Linked DNA regions of Mus musculus: region 2 is linked to region 1. A link is a loop called in an ENCODE intact Hi-C map of the cell type or tissue named here. Cell type or tissue: heart. All regions are shown on one strand. Links, peaks and the distances in the headings refer to the core of each region. The heading gives the core; the rest is flanking DNA.

Region 1 (9,091 bases), core at 547-8,546:
TAGTGGCCACGGATGTGACATTAAAATATAATTGAATGAGAGCAGTTCCAGTGAGGCAGTGTGGTCTAGTTTTATAGCCTTCTAGTTATTCTTAACCTGAGAATTTGGAGTAACTAAGATAGAAAGATTACCTATTCTTTCAGCAATAATAACAGGTTTTCATGGGGCCTGTGACAGAAGTTAGGTAACAGAAGTTGAAGGTGCACATTCTTATTTTGGCTTGCCTCGTCTTGTTTGAGAGAACAGTGCTGCACATGTTTACAAACAAGATGGTCAGCTAGTAACCATAGAAACTGAAGATCCTTATCAGAAATCTCAACTTAACAATATGCTGCCCTGCGTCTGAGAAAAGTGAAGTCACAAAGGAAGGATTAATTTTATTCAGTAAGCTGAAAAATATGGAAAAACAAAATAAATACTTTTAGGAGCAGTGCAAAGAGATAGGTGAGTGGCAGGCCATCCCTGTGTAAACGTGTCTCTATTGTTTTTATTTACTTTTGTATTACACACAGACATTACATTTACGTATACACATGTGCCACAGTGCCCATGTAGAGGTTAGAAGACTTGTCAGAAATCATATGTCCTACTGTGTGGGTTCTAGGGATCAAACTGAGTCCCCAGGCTTGATAGCAAGGGCCTTTACCCAGTGGGCCATCCTGCCAGTCCCATTTTTAGTTTAACTCTGTGAATACTTCATGGCTGTAAAACTGGCCTTGTGCTCCACTGTACAGGAGGGAGTTGGAAAGAGTGTTGCTGGCTTCCTGTTGCTCATACAGGAAATCCATTCCTTGGTCGACTTACTACTCAGCTTGTATTCTGTTGTGCCCTGTTCTGTTCCAACTGAAAGCAGCTGACTCTGTGTCCCCAAATCACTTCAAACTTAGTTCAGAAACAAAATACAAACAAAGACATGAAAATAAGGTGTGCTGCTTGTTGGAAAGAGTCTAGAAATAACATGACTTGGGTAACTTCTGTCCAGTTAAGTGTAATGTGTGGATCCACACGCCACAAAAGTAAGCACAGCGTGACTACCTGGTCCCCTTTCAATCTGTTGGCCGCTCAGTTCATTCTGATGTGACCAAAGTAGTAAACTGGGGCTGGAGAGATGGCTCAGCCTAAAGGCCAGGCTCACAACCAAAAAACAAAAGTAAGAAACTCAATGCACTTATCACTGATAAGTGGACATTAGCCCAGAAACTTAGAATACCCAAGATACAATTGGCAAAACACAAGAAAATCAAGAAGGAAGACCAACGCATAGATACTTCATTCCTCCTTAGAATAGGGAACAAAATACCCATGAAAGGAGTTACAGAAACAAAGTTTGGAGCTGAGACAAAGGGATGAACCATCCAGAGACTGCCCCACCCAGGATCCATCCCATAATCAGCCACCAAATGCAGACACTATTGCATATGCCAGCAAGATTTTGCTGAAAGGACCCTGATATAGCTGTCTCTTGTGAAGCTATGCTCATGCCTGGCAAATACAGAAGTGGATGCTCACAGTCAGCTGTTGGATGGATCACAGGGCCCTCAATGGAGGAGCTAGAGAAAGTACCCAAGGAGCTGAAGGGGTCTGCAATCCTATAGGTGGAACAACAACATGAACTAACCAGTACCCCCAGAGCTTGTGTCTCTAGCTGCATATGTAGCAGAAGATGGCCTAGTCGGCCATCATTGGAAAGAGAGGCCCATTGGTCTTGCAAACTTTATATGCCCCAGTACAGGGAAATGCCACGGCCAAGAAGTGGGAGTGGGTGGGTAGGGGAGCAGGGCAGGGGGAAGGTATAGGGGACTTTCAGGATAGCATTTGAAATGTAAATGAAGAAAATATCTAATAAAAAAATTGAAAAAAAAAGTAAGAAACTCAACTCTCTGTAAATAAACATACATTGGCTATACATTTGATGATAAAAAATAGAAATTTATTAGCAAGAGACTCTTACTATATTTTTCCTTACTATATTTTTACCTAGTGTTTATTTCGAAACAGGCAAGAAAACTGGATGTATATTTTGAATATGAAGAAAAAATAATGAGCAAGACTACTCTGGATAAGTCCCTCCTAGACGTCATATCCGACCCTGATGGTATGTGCCATAACCTGAGAATGTTTACAGGAACGAATCTAGTGTTTCAGTCCAGACAGAATTTAAGTAGAATTATTGTATTAGTCAGTAATTCTTGTATTAATTATAAGAGCTATCTTATGCTGAAAAATTTTCAACATAGCAGTTCTTAAAAATGGAAAATGATTTTCCCCCTTTGGTCGTGTGTTTAAATACTTTGTATTCATTTCTTTAATGTGCTCTATAGAGCCATCAGTTCCCACTCTCTCCAGGAGATTTGAATGAGTGACATTGTCTCTACTTCACTGTGGCTTATCCAGAGAGTAGATGGGGAATGTAACTAAGACTGAGTTCTACTTTAAATGTTCAGGAACATACTTTAAAAACAGTGTGGGGTGCTTCACAAACTGCGGTGGGGACATGGCTCACTGGATAGAGTTGCTGGCAGTGCAAACGGGAGGACCTGAGCAGCTTGTTGCTTCAGTCTGTGCCTGTTCTAGTACTGGAAGGAAGAGGCCCAGGGGCGGGGAGGGGAGCCCTGTGACTTGCCAATTGCAAGGGTCTGGGAGCAGATGTATTACACCCCCCCTCTTAGATTCTGGCTACAAATGGCATTTTCCATGAGGACTAAGCACAGAAGGAGCTGATAAATAATAGGATAATAGGATAAGTAATTGAAATTTTTTTAGAAAAATGAAATTAGAACATTAGTTGTCCTAGAAAACAAGTAACAACAACAACAGCAACAAATTTAAAAAGACCTAGCAGTCAGTGTGAAAGGCTCCAAATCATGACCATCTGACCATCAAAATAAAAATATAATAATAAATCATGGGTTAGAGCCGATGGGATAAAAAAGGTATCCATGATTTTGAATAGGCAAAATAGGTGAGATAATTGAAATTTGATAGAATGTTTACGTGATCTCAGAGCACTGCATCTTTTAATGAGACTTCATCACTGTGACAAATGCCTGAAACCATTTAAAAGGAGGAAAGATTTTAGAAGCCTTGGTCCACAGTTGTCTGGTCCCACTGCTCTGAGGTGATACTGAACATTGTGGGAGAGCAAACACCTGACTTGCATGCTGCAAGATCAGGGGCTACAGCACAATAGCCATCCAGTGATCGCCTTCCGCCAGTTAGCCCCACCTCCTAATAATAATATAATAATAATAATAAGAGTATCATCATTTTGTCAGTCTGTCGGGTCAGAGCTCTTAGGAACCAATCACTTCCCAAGCCTCTCTGCGGGCAGCCAAGAGTCCTAGCACACGAGCCTGCTTGAGACATCGCATATTTGAACACTAGTACTTCCCTACAAGTACTTGTTCACTATGAAGACAGAAATAGAAACGTTACAGTAAGAACCGAAGTCAATACCTCGTTAGGTAAATCTCACGTAACATTACCAGTAAAGGCGTACCAAAAGGTTGTAAACCCAAGAACTTGACAAAAGTGCCGCTGAGGTTTCATATTTGGGAAATAAGGATAAACTGAGGGCTATCTGGATTCTGAGTCCCGTGAAGCTCCGAGTGTCATCAGCTGTCACTTTTTTTTTTTTAAATCTGGTTTTACTCTTAGCTGCTTGTAATGTTACGATTTCTTTTTTGGGTGTTTTGTTTTGTTTTGTTGATTAGTTGATTTTTGAGATAGAATCTCACTATATAGTCCATCAGGGCTGGAACTTATGTTTAGCCCAGGCTGGTCTTGAACTTGGAATCCTCCTTTCTCTGGCCTTCTTAGTGCTGAGAGTACAGGCATACTTAAGTATGACCAGCTCTTAGTTTGTATTCTGATGAAATACAAGGTGATAGTTATAAGTCTTTACATCCTAGGACACACGTCCCAGTGAGCTTTGCATCCTAGGACACACGTCCCAGTGAGCTTTGCATCCTAGGACACACGTCCCAGTGAGCTTTGGTAGGTTACTACGGCCGCTTCCTTAGCACTTTTCTGTCAACGTGCGCCCTGTGCAAGGAAGAAGAGGGGTGACTGAGCTGCTCTGGAAAATCTGGGCCTTAAGATATCTTAGTGATCACTCGGAAAACTCCCATGGTAATGGGGAATTTCTTTGAAACTTTAGTTTTGTCTTAAAGTTTGAGGTAAATATACTTCATTTTATGTTTTAATATAAAAAAAAGTATGGTTTTCACCAACCTTGTAATTAAAAACTCCTCAGATGGGGCAGCTGGGTACAGGAAATGAGACTTTTGTCTCAGCTCCTGCTGTCATTTAGCTAGCAGATCTTATTTTTTTTTTTTTTGAATTTTTTTCCATTTTTTATTAGGTATTTAGCTCATTTACATTTCCAATGCTATACCAAAAGTCCCCCATACCCACCCACCCCCACTCCCCTGCCCACCCACTCCCCCTTTTTGGCCCTGGCGTTCCCCTGTACTGGGGCATATAAAGTTTGCAAGTCCAATGGGCCTCTCTTTCCAGTGATGGCCGACTAGGCCATCTTTTGATATATATGCAGCTAGAGTCAAGAGCTCCGGGGTACTGGTTAGTTCATAATGTTGTTCCACCTATAGGGCTGCAGATCCCTTTAGCTCCTTGGCTACTTTCTCTAGCTCCTCCATTGGGAGCCCTGTGATTCATCCATTAGCTGACTGTGAGCATCCACTTCTGTGTTTGCTAGGCCCCGGCATAGTCTCACAAGAGACAGCTACATCTGGGTCCTTTCAATAAAATCTGCTAGCAGATCTTATAACCTGACACCTAGGGATGACACCTGCCTCGGACAGTCCTGTGTTCATCCCTTGCCATGTGAAGATGTGCTGCTTAGAGCTGCACACCTGCGTGCCCGTCCTTCCCTTTTTGGTTCATGTCTGAGGACAATCTTCACAGTTGGGAGACAAGTGAGGTGTTTCGGTGGTCGCTCCTAACCCACCTCTCATGTCCGCTGTGCATGCCGCAGTGGTTTTATTCCTTCTTCAGCTCACATGAGCAAGAACTCCATGGAGTCCTGTCACGTTTATACATGCCTTGTGTTAATTATAATGCTCAGTAATCACAATCATAAGTCTTTTTCCCTTCCCCTTCCTTTGTAGCAGGGACTCCGGAAGACAAAATGAGGCTGTTTCTTATCTATTACATAAGCGCACAGCAAGCACCGTCCGAGGTATGGAAGCTGACACCTGAGGGGTGGGGTGCTCATCGCCAGTTGCCAGCTAGACTTGCAAAACAAGAAGTAAAAAATCACTAAATATGTGATGCTCATGTAGTCAAAGAACAAAACAACTGGAACGGTTATGGCAGATTCTGTTAGCTGCAGTTTATACCAGGATTTGTGTCAGCGCTTGGGGACCTGACCACAGTCACAGTGTGGAAGTAAAACTGACCGCAGGTGTCAAAATTCTTACTTCTGAAAACTAGCTGTCCTAAACTGAATCAACCCAGTTGGCTGTACATTTCAGAAGATTGGTCTTATCATTTTAAGATTGTTTTAAAACCAGAGACTGTTCCAGAATATACCCTGTGTGCTGTTTATAAGGAAGGTGGATTGGAAACCATGAACTCCCTTAAATTAACCAAGTATAGCTTTAGATAATAAGCAGCAAGCAAAAAAGCCTCCAAGATGCTATTGAGAGATAATTGTTAATACCAGTTTTTGTTATTATTGTTTGACAAGTTGTAAAGCTTCCATTAGTCAAAAATTATTAGAGTGTTAAATCACTGTTCGCTTGGGGCTCTTTTACTCTGCTGTGGACTACATTCATGACTTAACTTTTCTTATACTTTATGCAGGAAAAAAGCGTGGTTCTTCTTTCCTAGAAAGGCTTTTTATCAGTGAAGGTCTGCCTGTGGCTTAGTTTCCCATGTCCTATCTATAATATTTTAGGGACATATTCTTTTAAACCTTAGTATTGCCTTAATTTAACTACCTTATTTTTAGTAAAGATTTTTATAAACATTGGTGATCATTAGGATCATTAAATCATGATGACCAGTATCTTAATCATCCTGAAAGTTGATGGTGAGCTTAAAAGCTTTTCCCTTGGCAGGCCTAGGAAGATAACTGGTTCATACAGTGCTTGCTTGTGTGGTCCCTAGCATCCATGTGTTTTAAAGAAAAAGAAAAGCCAGCCGTTTACCAGTGATCCCAGCACGAGGATCCCAGGGCCTGCTGACCAGCTGCAGGCTGACTCCATGGCCTCCAGTGAGACACTGTCTCAAAGGATGAGGAGTGATCAGGGGACTCCACACACTGTCACAAGAACACACACAGAGGATTTCTTCCTCTTATATCAGAGTCACTATGGTGCTAGGCTCTTAACTGACACAAATTCAGTTCGGCTTACTCATCAGGGGATATAGTGAATAGTCAAGAAAGAGAAGACAATTTTAAAATGGGAAGACAGCTGTTTCTCAGCAAGGGACTTGGAGCCCTTGCCTCCCAACTTGGGTTGCTCCTCCATTTTTCTGGCTTTGAAATATTTTTGGCCAAGTTAAATGTTTACCTTTTTTTTTTTTTTTTGGTTTTTCGAGACAGGGTTTCTCTGTGTGGCCCTGGCTATCCTGGGACTCACTCTATAGACCAGGCTGGCCTCGAACTCAGAAATCCGCCTGCCTCTGCCTCCCAAGTGCTGGGATTCAAGGTGTGTACCTTGTCCCGAAGCAAAGCAGAAGAGAAGAAAACGGATGCACTTCCTGAGGGAGGCCAGTTCCATGCTTTGCACTCCCATGGCTGTCTTCTCATCAGCTGTGCTTTCTGCCCCAGATGCATAGCCACTTAGGGAGTCATTTAAGGCCAGCTCCACCTGACATGGCGCTGGCATTTAAATTCAGGCTTTGGATTAAAATCTTGATTAATCAAATAACAGCAAACAGTCTTCTGTGAAAGTATTTTTTACCATAGAATTCTTTTCTTATTGCAGGTTGATTTGGAGCAGTATAAAAAGGCTTTAACAGATGCAGGCTGCAACCTTAGCCCTTTACAGTATATCAAGCAGTGGAAGTAAGTTTTAGTTTCTTTTTACTCTCCTCTGGTTTAAGGTAAGGTCGCAATTCAGATTTGGTTCCTAAGAAAATAGGAATGCTGGTAAGAAGGCTGAGTAATGTCGTGGAGATTTTTTATGTCCAAGTGCAGAGCAGTTCCTTGTCTAGCCCACCTTATTCACAACTTAAAGCTACATAAAATAGAAACATCTTTTATCCTGGGAAAAACTTGGTATTTTTTTTTCTGATGCATTAGAAAATTGGAGACTGGAGTCCTCTGGATCAATGTGTCAAAACTATCAACTAGCAGCAAGAACAATACCAAATTCTAAGACCTTTGTTCCGAGGAAATGGCAGATTAATTGGTGCATTTATAGTCTATTAGAAGGAATGTAAATTTCAATAATTTTCCAAAATGCCATAAAAAGTCTTGACCTTCTACTCCTTCTAAGGATTTATCCAAAGAAGTTACTGGAGCCATAAAAGTATAGCAGTGAAAACCAGCCTGAGTGCCCAGCAGTGAACTGGGCAGGGAAATGGAGGTTGCTTTAGCCCCATGCAGTGGCACACTCCTTTAATCCCAGCACGCGCAAGGCTGAGCTAGGAGAGGCCATCACAAGTCAGTACAGCGTGGGCTACATAGCAATACCATGTCCATCTGTCCATCCTTGCTAAAATTGTGGTATTTTTGTAAGATAGAGTCCAGCTGGATGATTAAATAAGATAGGGGACTTAAGGCATTGGCAACATTTGTGTTACTGTGTTAAGAAGGGAATGTTGTTCACAACACTAAGTTGATTTATTTGATAAATACTCTGAGCTCCCAATACCTATCAGCTCAGCATTCATGGGCTGAAAATACTCTGGAAAAAACAGCTGCTAAACTTGGTATATATGTTTGTTTGTTTTCTCCTTAATGTTATTTCCTAAACAATACAGTATAATAGTTATTTACATAGCCTTTATATTATATTCCATATAATTTAGAGGTGGTTTCAATTATAGGAGATGGCATGCAGAGGTTGTATGGACATACTATACATTTTATATAAGGAACTTGAGCATTCAGAGATTGTCATACTTTTGAGGATTCTGGAACCATCCCCCATGAATGCCTGACAATGCTATCTATATTTCCTAATTGGGAGCTTGATGAACAGGACCTGCATCGTCATTGGATTTACATGTATACAGTTTACAATTAAACAAATGAAATAATAATGTTGAACTCTGCTGGATGATTCAGAGACGGTGACACTGAATGACAAGATCTTAGCCAGTGACTAGATTTGCTGAGTAGGGGAAACTTCTGGGTGGTGACAGTGAGCCAGAAATAGAATGACAGAGTACAGTATGATCTGCCTGCATGTGACATGCATACATTTGGTTGTGTAGCTGCAAAGCGTGTGCCTGAGTGTCACTTCACATGCAGGCCTTCTCCTTTGGCTGCTTTTCCTTTCAGACCTCTAAAGCAAGCATTGCCTCTGAAATGCTCTTCATCAGTTTCAGACAATAAGACTAACTCTGCATTCCAGGCTCCATTAGGAAAGATGTGCATAGCCAAAGAGACACCAGGTTCTTAACTGTGGCTTGCTCTAGAGGGTGATGTGGGTGCCTTTTATTATCTATGCTTCTGATGACATTTGAAGTTTCTCTTCTGTTTGACCATGTTCTTTGCACTTAAAATATAGTTAATCTCTAATTTGTAACATTTGTTTTACTTTCCAATTATCAGATATTAGTTTAACAATTTTAAGAAATTGAGAAAGATAAAAAAGAAGGTAAAACTCACCGGGTGTTGATAGCACACGCCTTTAATCCTAGCACTTGGAAGGCAGAGACAGGGGACTCTGTGAGTTCAAGGCTACAGAGTGAGTTCCAGGACAGCCAGGGCTACACAGAGAAACAATTTGGGCCAGTAAAATGGCTCAGCAGGTGAAGTCACTCTGATGTTGGTGACCTGAATTCAGCTCCCAAATCCACTTACAGGTAGGAGAGAGCTGACTTCACAGAGTTGCCCTTTGACCTCCACATCACAGTCATCACAGCATCACATCACAGTCATCACAGCATG
Region 2 (9,091 bases), core at 662-8,661, 330 kb after region 1:
TTTTATTAGTGCCAGTTAATTTCCAGTGGCGCAGGAAAGCGGCATCTGCATTCTTCTGCAGGTAGGTTATCAAGTCATTCTTTGGTAATTCGTCAGTGCCAAGGTACTGTTCCACATGCTCTATAGACCAGCAACCCTACAACAGGAAAAACCAAACATTGGCCTTCCCAGTGATACGGTCTATGACGCTTCGCATGCATTGCAAGACGAGCTTTGAGATCATGCACTTAATCTAACTTCAGTAACTCAGGGTTAGCTCCCTTCCTCTTCAACTGTTTCTCTCCGTGTTGGTTGGAGTAAGATGGCCCCCAAAGGTTCATATATCTGAATCCTTAGTCACTGGGGAGTAGAACTCTGTGGTCGGATTAGAAGGATTAGGAGGTATGGCCTTGTTGGAAGAAGTGTGTCACTAGGGGTGAGCTATGAGCCTATGCCAGGACCTATTTTCATTCCCATTTTCTCTCCTCTCTGTCTCTCTCTGCCCTCCCTCCCTCCCTCTACCCACCCACTCCAGTCTCTCAGCTCAAAAAGTTTCCTCAAGGAAAATAACATTAGTAAGTGGAGTCGAGACTGCCCTTGTGATGTTTTCACTAAGAATGTGGTTGCCTTTTGCTCTTCTCCTGAAAATCTGCCTGAGGCAAAATTAGTTTTAGATTAATGCCTTGCCAGAGGAGATTTCAAGACAATCTAGCATTGACTCTGTCCTATAAATATTAGTAATCACTCTTATGCATATCTAGAATGAAAAGAAATAAGCTAGCCAAAGAGAAATACAAAATGTCCCATTTGAGAATAGGAGCACCAGAAAGTGTCATAGGACTAAATCCAGTGCTTAAGGAAATAAAACATTTAAAGAAAAGCCTGATGCTAAGTGGAATAAAGGAAGTGGTGACCACAGGGCAAAACCCTACCCTGCTAAGTTCCCAACCCGTGAAAAGGAACCAAAAGCTTAAGTATTGAAGGGAATAATTGCGGGAAGCTGATGGAAATGTAATTGGACCAGGGGGCCAAATTCCTGCCGATCAAGGATCAGACCTTGGAAACTTCGGGTATATGGATTTAGAATCAAGGATACAAGAAAGGGGTTGCGGCTCTCCCGCGAGGCCAGGTGTGTGTCGTAAGCATGCCTCATGGAGGCCCAGGGAGGACACTGAATGAAGCTGTGATGATAAAGCCTGGATTGCCTTGGAGACCTCAAGATCTTGGAGATGCCAGAGTTGTGGGACATCTGCCAAGGAGAGCTGCAGACTGTGGAACCAGCCCAACGAAAAGAAGTATGTTGCAGTCAACAAAGCTGAAAGGAGTTAGAGATCTGAAGCCCATTTTGACATCAGACACAGGAATACAGAACCTGAAGCCTGTCCGCGGGCTTTCAGCTTTGTTGCAGAATGTCCTAACTCTGCTCCCTCCCTCCTTCTGAAATGGTAATACATATCCTGTTCCATATATGTTAGATGCGGTCTGCAGCTTGGCTTTACGAAGGGTTACAGTTAAAAGATTGCCACAAGTCTCAGAGACTTTGAACTTTGGACTTTTAAACAGTGTGGAAACTTTTAATAGACCATGGGAACTTCTGAAGTTGGACTGAATGCAGTTTTGCATTATATTAAACAAAGCTACAGGGCTGGGAAGTGGAATGTGTTAGTTTGACTGAGATGGCTCTCAGAGGCTCATATAGTTGAATACTTAGTCACCCAGCAGGGAATGAAATCCTTTCCCAGGATTAGGAGAACTAGGAGGTGTGGTCTTATTAGAGGAAGTGTGTCTCTGGGAGTAGCTTTGAAGTTTCAAAGGCCCATGCCAGGCCCAGTCTCTCCCCTCTCCCTGTTGCCTACAGAATAGGATGGATGTAGCCCTCAGCAGCTTCTCCAGCACCACTTGGACTCAATGTCATCCTCCTAGCCATAATGAAAATGGACTAAATGTCTGAAAGTGTAAGTGAGCCCCCTCTTAAAGGCTTTCTTTGTAAGAGGTGCCTTGGTCATGGTTGTTTCACAGCAATACCACAGAGGCTAAGATATCCTTTTACTTTTTTCACTAAGTAACTAAAAATAGACCCACTTTCTAAAAATAACTTACCATTTTCCCATTTTCCTTTTCTTTATCAGAATCCTTCATTTCTCTATACATGATTCTAAACATGAAGACATTATTCAATTAATTCATGAATCAAATGATTTAGTTATTTCCAATAAAGCTGTAATCTATTAAAAATAAATGTTAATAAGGTGATTCATTAGATATATACTAACATTAAACATTAAACTCAAGGAATTGCTAGCGAGTATTCTTCCACTGAGATATCTCCAATCCTTGCTCTTTGTAACAACCATTGCTGTGTAGTCTTGTAGCCTAGGCCAGACTCAAAATTGATTCTCGTGACTACTGATTCTGCCTCCATCTCCCAAATGCTGGGATTATAGCCATATGACACTTTGTCTGGCTCAAATAGAAAATTTAAGACAAAATATCTAAAGAAAGCATACATCACCAGATGTGCTGCCACAGGCCCAGTACTCAAGAGTAGGAGAGCCGGGCAAAAGGACTGTTAAGTTCAAAGTCACCCTTTGCTACACAGGAAGTTTACGGCCAACTTGGGCTACATGAAACTCCACCTTAACCACACACACAAATCGCCACTGTCTGTGTGTGCATGTGAATGCACAGTAAATGCACATACAGCACAGAAGCCCGTGGGACTCAGGGCTGAAAGTCGACTCTCCTTCCAGCAAGTAGGCTTCGGGAGCCGGCCTGTTGGGGAACAGGTAATCCCAAGTATCTCCAGCCTGTCATACCGGTTTACATTCTGCCACAGGGGTAGGGGTGGGGCTGTCAGTTACAGAAAACAACTTCCCCTGATGCTTAGGTCCTACACTTTACAGAAAATCCACGATTACTCTGCTACAATGCAAACAGGAGTTTCTTACTTGAAACTGCTTCATCTTGGTCTCTGAGTACACATAGGCATGTGAGAACAGCTGAGGTTTATAGTAGTCGTAGTAATTCTGCTGTTTCTCATAGAAGAAGTAGTAGTCTTTCTTTTATTTCTCTCTCTCTCTTTTTTTTTTTTGATTAAATCTCTTCCCTACACTTTTATTCTTTAAAGAAGGCCCCCAGCTGTGTGTGCATATGTATCAGAGGAGATAACTTGGAGTTCTCCCATCAAGCACTCTTCAGCCAATGTCCATTCTCAACATCCCTAAATCTAGAGGGCTAAAGGTATGAATGTTTTCTATAATAAGTGTTTTGGCTTCCTTTATTGTTACATAAATGAAATGGGGTAAAACATTTTTCCTATGACTAGAAAGGCTAGGATAGGGCTGGTAAAATGGCTCAGTGGTAAGAACACTGACTGCTTTTCCGAAGGTCCTGAGTTCAAGTCCCAGCAACCACATGGTGGCTCACAACCACCCATAATGAGATCCGAGGCCCTCTTCTGGTGCATCTGAAGACAGCTACAGTGTACTTATGTATAATAATAAATAAATCTAAAAAAAAAAAAAAGAAAGGCTAGGGTAACAATAACAAGAAGGCTTATTTTCTAAGACAGTGAAATAAATTTTCAGTTTCTGAGAAGGTGATAAAGTCATTGCATTTCTATCTCAAAAAACTACTATTATCAGATATCATCCAGGATTATGACTATTAAAAGAACATCATAAACCAAATTAATGTTAAATTAAATATCAATGTTTGTTTAAAATACTAATTACTTACTCATAATAATAAAGCACTTAACTATTCCCGAGAAAAAGCAGCTGAAAAGACTACATGTGTTAATTCATTAATTCCTCACAATAATGCTTCATTTTATACATTTTTGGTACTAAGAAGCAAAAATGTCCAATCTTTGGGGGTATAGCTTGGGTAGAGATTTAACTGAAAGCACGTTAAATCTGTCATGTCATTGACAATAATTTGCAGAATGAATAAAGAGGTAGTTTAACTCACATATTCTGCTAAAAGAACAAATAAAGTATACTTAGTGTTTCTGTCACATGCAATTATAAAAATCCAATTGACATTCTTTTCAAGCCTGAGCCCAGATTAGTATGGACTATTTCTAAAGGTTCTCCAGTTCTAAAGTTCAGCCACCCTGCATCTGGAGTTAGAAACAACCTCACTGGGTCTTGCAAAGAAACAAACAAAAGCGTATTTTAAGTTCCTGTAATCCAAAATACAAAGACTCACTGTTCCTAGGCTCATAGATAATAACAATGTTTACTTAAATATCAAGTTAAAATCTCTTACGTGTAAGTGGGCTCCCAAATACGCCTAAGTTTATCTGACTTCACATTGCCATTACAAGACAGTTGAAGCAGTTTTTGTACATAGTAAAAGATGGTGGATCTGAAATTGGTAAGTGGCAGTTCAACTTCCCGCGTTGTTCCAAGCCCCGTCACTTTCAGTGTGAGAGCCAAGCGAGGTGACGGAGTACATTCAACTTCCTCCAAGAGCTCTGAGTGAGGTGTTCCTAAAGATATCAAAGATGTAAAAACAATCAGAGCACAAAGAGCACAGACAAGGCCATACACTCACTAATCATGTCCACTTTAGACTCCCCTGGCTTCAAGACTTGACTTACTACATCTGGTGTGAAGGAACAGGTCACAGAGTTCAGGATGGCCTGGATTATACAGCATGTTCCAGGCTGGACTTTGAACTCATGACAATCTTTTTTTCCCTGAGCCTCTCAAGTACTGGAAAAACATGATCACTGACTGTTTTACTTAAAAATAAAAATAAACGATTAAAAATTTTTTCAATGTATGAAACAAAGTGTCTTGCTTGCATGAATATATGTGTATACCACATATTTGATATAGTGCCTATGGAGGCCAGAAGAGGGCATCAAACCCCAGAGTCTGCAGCTCCAGATATTGTGAGCTGCCGTGTCAGGGTCCTCTGAAATGCAGCAAGTGTTAACTGGTGTGCTTTCTATCCAGCCTGCTTTGTTTTGCTTTAAAGTGGGAATTATTATACCTAGGTTACTTAGAGACAGAATAACAGAACAGGTATATGTATATGAAATATATACATTTTTATTTAAAATGCTTGATAACTTATAGATTATAAACTAAAATTATCACTGACCCTACACTCAAGGAATACCATTTACTCTGAGCCAATGATCTGTCAAACTTTTATTTACAGTACATGAATAAATTAAGAATACAAATATAAATAGGTTGATGACATACTTAGGAAAAAAACTCATCTTTTTATTGACTCATAATTTTTCTTTCTTCTTTATATCATACAACTCTTAAAATAGTGTTTATTCATTGTAGTGCACTCCACTGTGCTTTATGCTGTTGTTGTTTTCAGGACAGGGTCTTACTATGTAGCTCTGGCTGTCCTAGAACTCACTCTGTAGACAATGCTGGACTCAAGTCACAGAGATCCACCAGATAGGAAAAATATTGATAGAGCTGATTGATACAGAAAGCTATGTGTACTCCTTAAGTAACTGTTCTTGTGTCAAGTTCAGAACATTTTATTCAAGCTATATCCTCACATAAAATATATTAAAAAGTACATGTGCCTTCATATTGTACACAGTATCTTTATAGCAATAAAACATGTTAGTGACAAATCTTTAAGGATCATAAATTAGAATACTGGGCATCTACCTATTGAAGCACAATCAGGTACGAGAAGTAAAGATTCATTCTTACTACAAAATGGATGCTCTTAGAACACAAATTTATTATTTCATAGTTCCTGAGGTTTGAAGTTTTACCTGGAGTGGGGATGCCACAGAGCACATGTGGAAAGCGTGGGACAATTTATTAGCTCTCTTCTTCTACCATGTGGATTCCAGGGTTTGAACCCAGTTTGTCAGGCTTAGCAGTAAGTTCCTAGCAGTAAGTTCCTTTACTCATCGAACCCTTTCACTGGCCCCAAATCTATACAACTTAGTTTTTTAAAAAATTGTTTTATTCATAAACTAAAAATACAAGTGGCCCTTTACTGTTCAAACTGTATATAATCATCTCATTTGTTGTCAATTAAAACTAGAACACAACACTTAAATATACTGTACCTGGGGGAGGAATTTCTAGGTCAGTTGTCTGCTGGACATTGGTACGACCAGGTCTAGGATCAAAAGCAGGGACCAGTGCAGAAAACTGGCGCTTTAGCACATAGTCGTCATCCCAGGCTCTGCGGCGGCCTCCTTTGGTTTCATACTCTTCTTCTTCCTAGTACAAAGATTCCACACAGACTTACAGTTGAGGGAAATGACTCTTCCTAAATTGATTAGCCATCTACCAAATAAGTTACCTATATGTTAAGTAATTCTTTAACTGTTAAATTACATTTAATTATGTGTCTATTTTTATGTCTATGTGGAAGTCAGAGGACAACTTGTGGGAGTTGATTCTCTCCTTTGTACTTATACATCTCAAAGATCAAATTTGGGTTTGTCAGGCTTGGTGGCAAAAGCTTTAATCCACTGAGCCAAGTTACTGTCCTTTAGTTCTTTATAGGGACTGTACTTCCTTTATATGAACTGATTGCGAAAGAATAAAACAAGCTAATACAAATGTGTAAAAATACATGTTTCTCATACGTATAGTTTGGTGGTTAAAGAAATCCATACTATATGCAACCTGTATTTCCTAGTGTTGATATTACAATTTTGTAGTATATTACGAACCACTGGGGCAAAAAAAAAACTCGTCAAAAGGCACATGCAACCTTTTGTAGTACTTTGAGACTATTATTTTAAAATAAGTTTTTTCCTAATGCCAATTTAATTTCATTCTGAACTATTCATAAAAAGTAGATGAGTCACTTGTGAGGTGCCTTAAATTTCTATATGACAAACAGATGAAGCGTTGGTTGTTAAAAATCAAATGACATACATGCATACATACGCCTCTCAGTTTAAACACTTGACTGCTAGAAGTTTTTCTTTTTTTCTTTTTCTTTTTTTAACGATTTATTTCATGTATGTAAGTACACTGTTGCTGTCTTCAGACAACACCAGAAAAGGGCATCAGATCCCATTACAGATGGTTGTGAGCCACCATGTGGTGCTGGAATTTGAACTCGGGACCTTTGGAAAGAGAAGTCAGTGCTCTTAACCGCTGAGCCATCTCTCCAGCCCAAGGCAAGAGATTTCTTAATCAGGAAAAAAAAAAAAAAAAAAAAAAAAAGAGAGAGAGAGAAATAAAAGAAAGACTACTACTTCTTCTATGAGAAACAGCAGAATTACTACGACTACTATAAACCTCAGCTGTTCTCACATGCCTATGTGTACTCAGAGACCAAGATGAAGCAGTTTCAAGTAAGAAACTCCTGCTTGCATTGTAGCAGAGTAATCGTGGATTTTCTGTAAAGTGTAGGACCTAAGCATCAGGGGAAATTGTTTTCTGTAACTGACAGCCCCACCCCTACCCCTGTGGCAGAATGTAAACCGGTATGACAGGCTGGAGATACTTGGGATTACCTGTTCCCCAACAGGCCGGCTCCCTGCTCCAGAAGGGACCTGTGGGAGCTGGGAGGTGACGACATGGTGTGTTACGTCAGAGCGAGAGCCAGCTCGGCGTTGCAGGGAGGGACGTCTCAGAATCTAAGATTAAAAAAAAAAAACACCAAGAGACATATGTCTAATTATTTGATCTACACTCTTCAATCAGTCTAGCCCCCAAAAACTGTTACTTAAAAATCTCTTTTACACAGTCAGCTATTGGATGGATCACAGGGCCCCCAATTGAAAAAAAAAAAAAAAAATAACTCTTTTAGTTAGACAGTGGTGGAGCACTCCTTTAATCCCAGCACTCAGAAGGCTGAGGCAGGTGGATCTCAGGGTTCCAGGATAGTTAGGGCTATACAGAGAAACCCTGTCTAGAAGAACATAAAAACAAAAATGAATGAATGAATGAATGAATGAATGAATGAATGAATGAATATTAGGGGCTGGAGAGGTGGCTCAGAGGTTAAGAGCACTGACTGCTCTTCCAAAGGTCCTGAGTTCAAATCCCAGCACCCACATGGTGGTTCACAACCATCCATAATGAGATCTACCACCCTCTTCTGGAGTGTCCAAAGACAGCTATAGTGTACTTACATACAATAAATAGATAGATAAATAAATAAATAAAAGTTCCTTCATCGGTCATCTTCAGCAAAGATGGAGTATCTGGGGTTTTTAATTTGTCATGTATTAAATATTAACCTTCTCCATAAGAATATACCTAGGTTTTTTTTCTTTCTTCACTATAGTAGAGATTGAACGCAGAGCCTTGTATCTGCTAAATAAGTACACCACTGAGTTACACCTCCAGTCCTTTTAGTATAAACTTTATTCTGAGACCACATTTATTACATAGCCCAGTCTGGCCTGGATTTACTATGACTACCAGGCTGCCATAAAATCTGTGATCTTCCTGCTTCAGGCACAAAGTGCTGGGACTACAGTAGTATGTCATCAACATTTTTAAAAATATATACTATTTATTTTGTATGTGTGAGTACATATGTATGAACCTGGTGTATACATGGAGATCAGAGGACAAGCTGCATCGATCCAGTCTCTCTTTTCACTATGCGAGTCCCAGTTATTATTGAACTCAAGTCAGCAGGCATAGTGGCAATTGTTTTTACCCACCCATCACTCTTATGGGCCCCAGGCGTACACCATTAAATGATACATACTACAAAGCGTTTTTTAAAGCTCTTCATTTCACTAACTAAAATCTTTTGGCTTTTGTTTTGTTTTGTTTTGTTTTGTTGAGACAGGGTTTCTCTGTGTAGCCATGGCTGTCCTGGGACTCACTCTGTAGACCAGGCTGGCCTTGAACTCAGAAATCTGCCTGCCTCTGCCACCCAAGGACTGGGATTACAGGTGCGCGCCACCACGCCTGGCTGGCTCTATTTTATTTAAGACGCCGTTTTATGCAGCCCAGACTCCCCAGGCACTGAGGATGGCCTTGAATTTTTAATCTCCCTGTCTCTACTTCCCAATTGCTGGGATCACCAGAGATACCACCATGCCTGGCTTTTACTACCCTACATTAGTGAAGGGAATGGAAGAGTCTCTCTACCATAACCTCCTCGTATTCTTGGTCCTCCTGATTGTCAT

What was found. Hi-C counts contacts between places; a loop is a spot of excess contacts. Peaks named below come from ENCODE experiments on the same cell type or tissue, not always from the same donor. Only the 100,000 strongest peaks of a DNase experiment are listed, where the experiment ranks them.
Region 2: it touches region 1 in a loop (2.9-fold over the local background); 5 of 42 quality-filtered maps call a loop at or near these places.

What each region holds. Positions count from the first base shown.
Region 1 is chr12:51,420,909-51,429,999 of GRCm38, forward strand. It overlaps Scfd1 (Sec1 family domain containing 1), which reads left to right. Exons shown (of 25, transcript NM_029825.3): 15 at 1,999-2,095; 16 at 5,130-5,200; 17 at 6,957-7,036. Among named protein-coding and RNA genes, the nearest start is that of Gm40422, 14 kb to the left of the region's middle. In heart, for the core only: no CTCF peak of the experiment used is centred there; no DNase peak of the experiment used is centred there.
Region 2 is chr12:51,754,968-51,764,058 of GRCm38, forward strand. Hectd1 (HECT domain E3 ubiquitin protein ligase 1) reads right to left here. Exons shown (of 43, transcript NM_144788.2): 27 at 9,054-9,091; 28 at 7,457-7,579; 29 at 6,047-6,203; 30 at 4,252-4,474; 31 at 2,080-2,134; 32 at 1-136. Among named protein-coding and RNA genes, the nearest start is that of Strn3, 68 kb to the left of the region's middle. In heart, for the core only: a CTCF peak has its summit at 4,828 (motif pointing right); no DNase peak of the experiment used is centred there.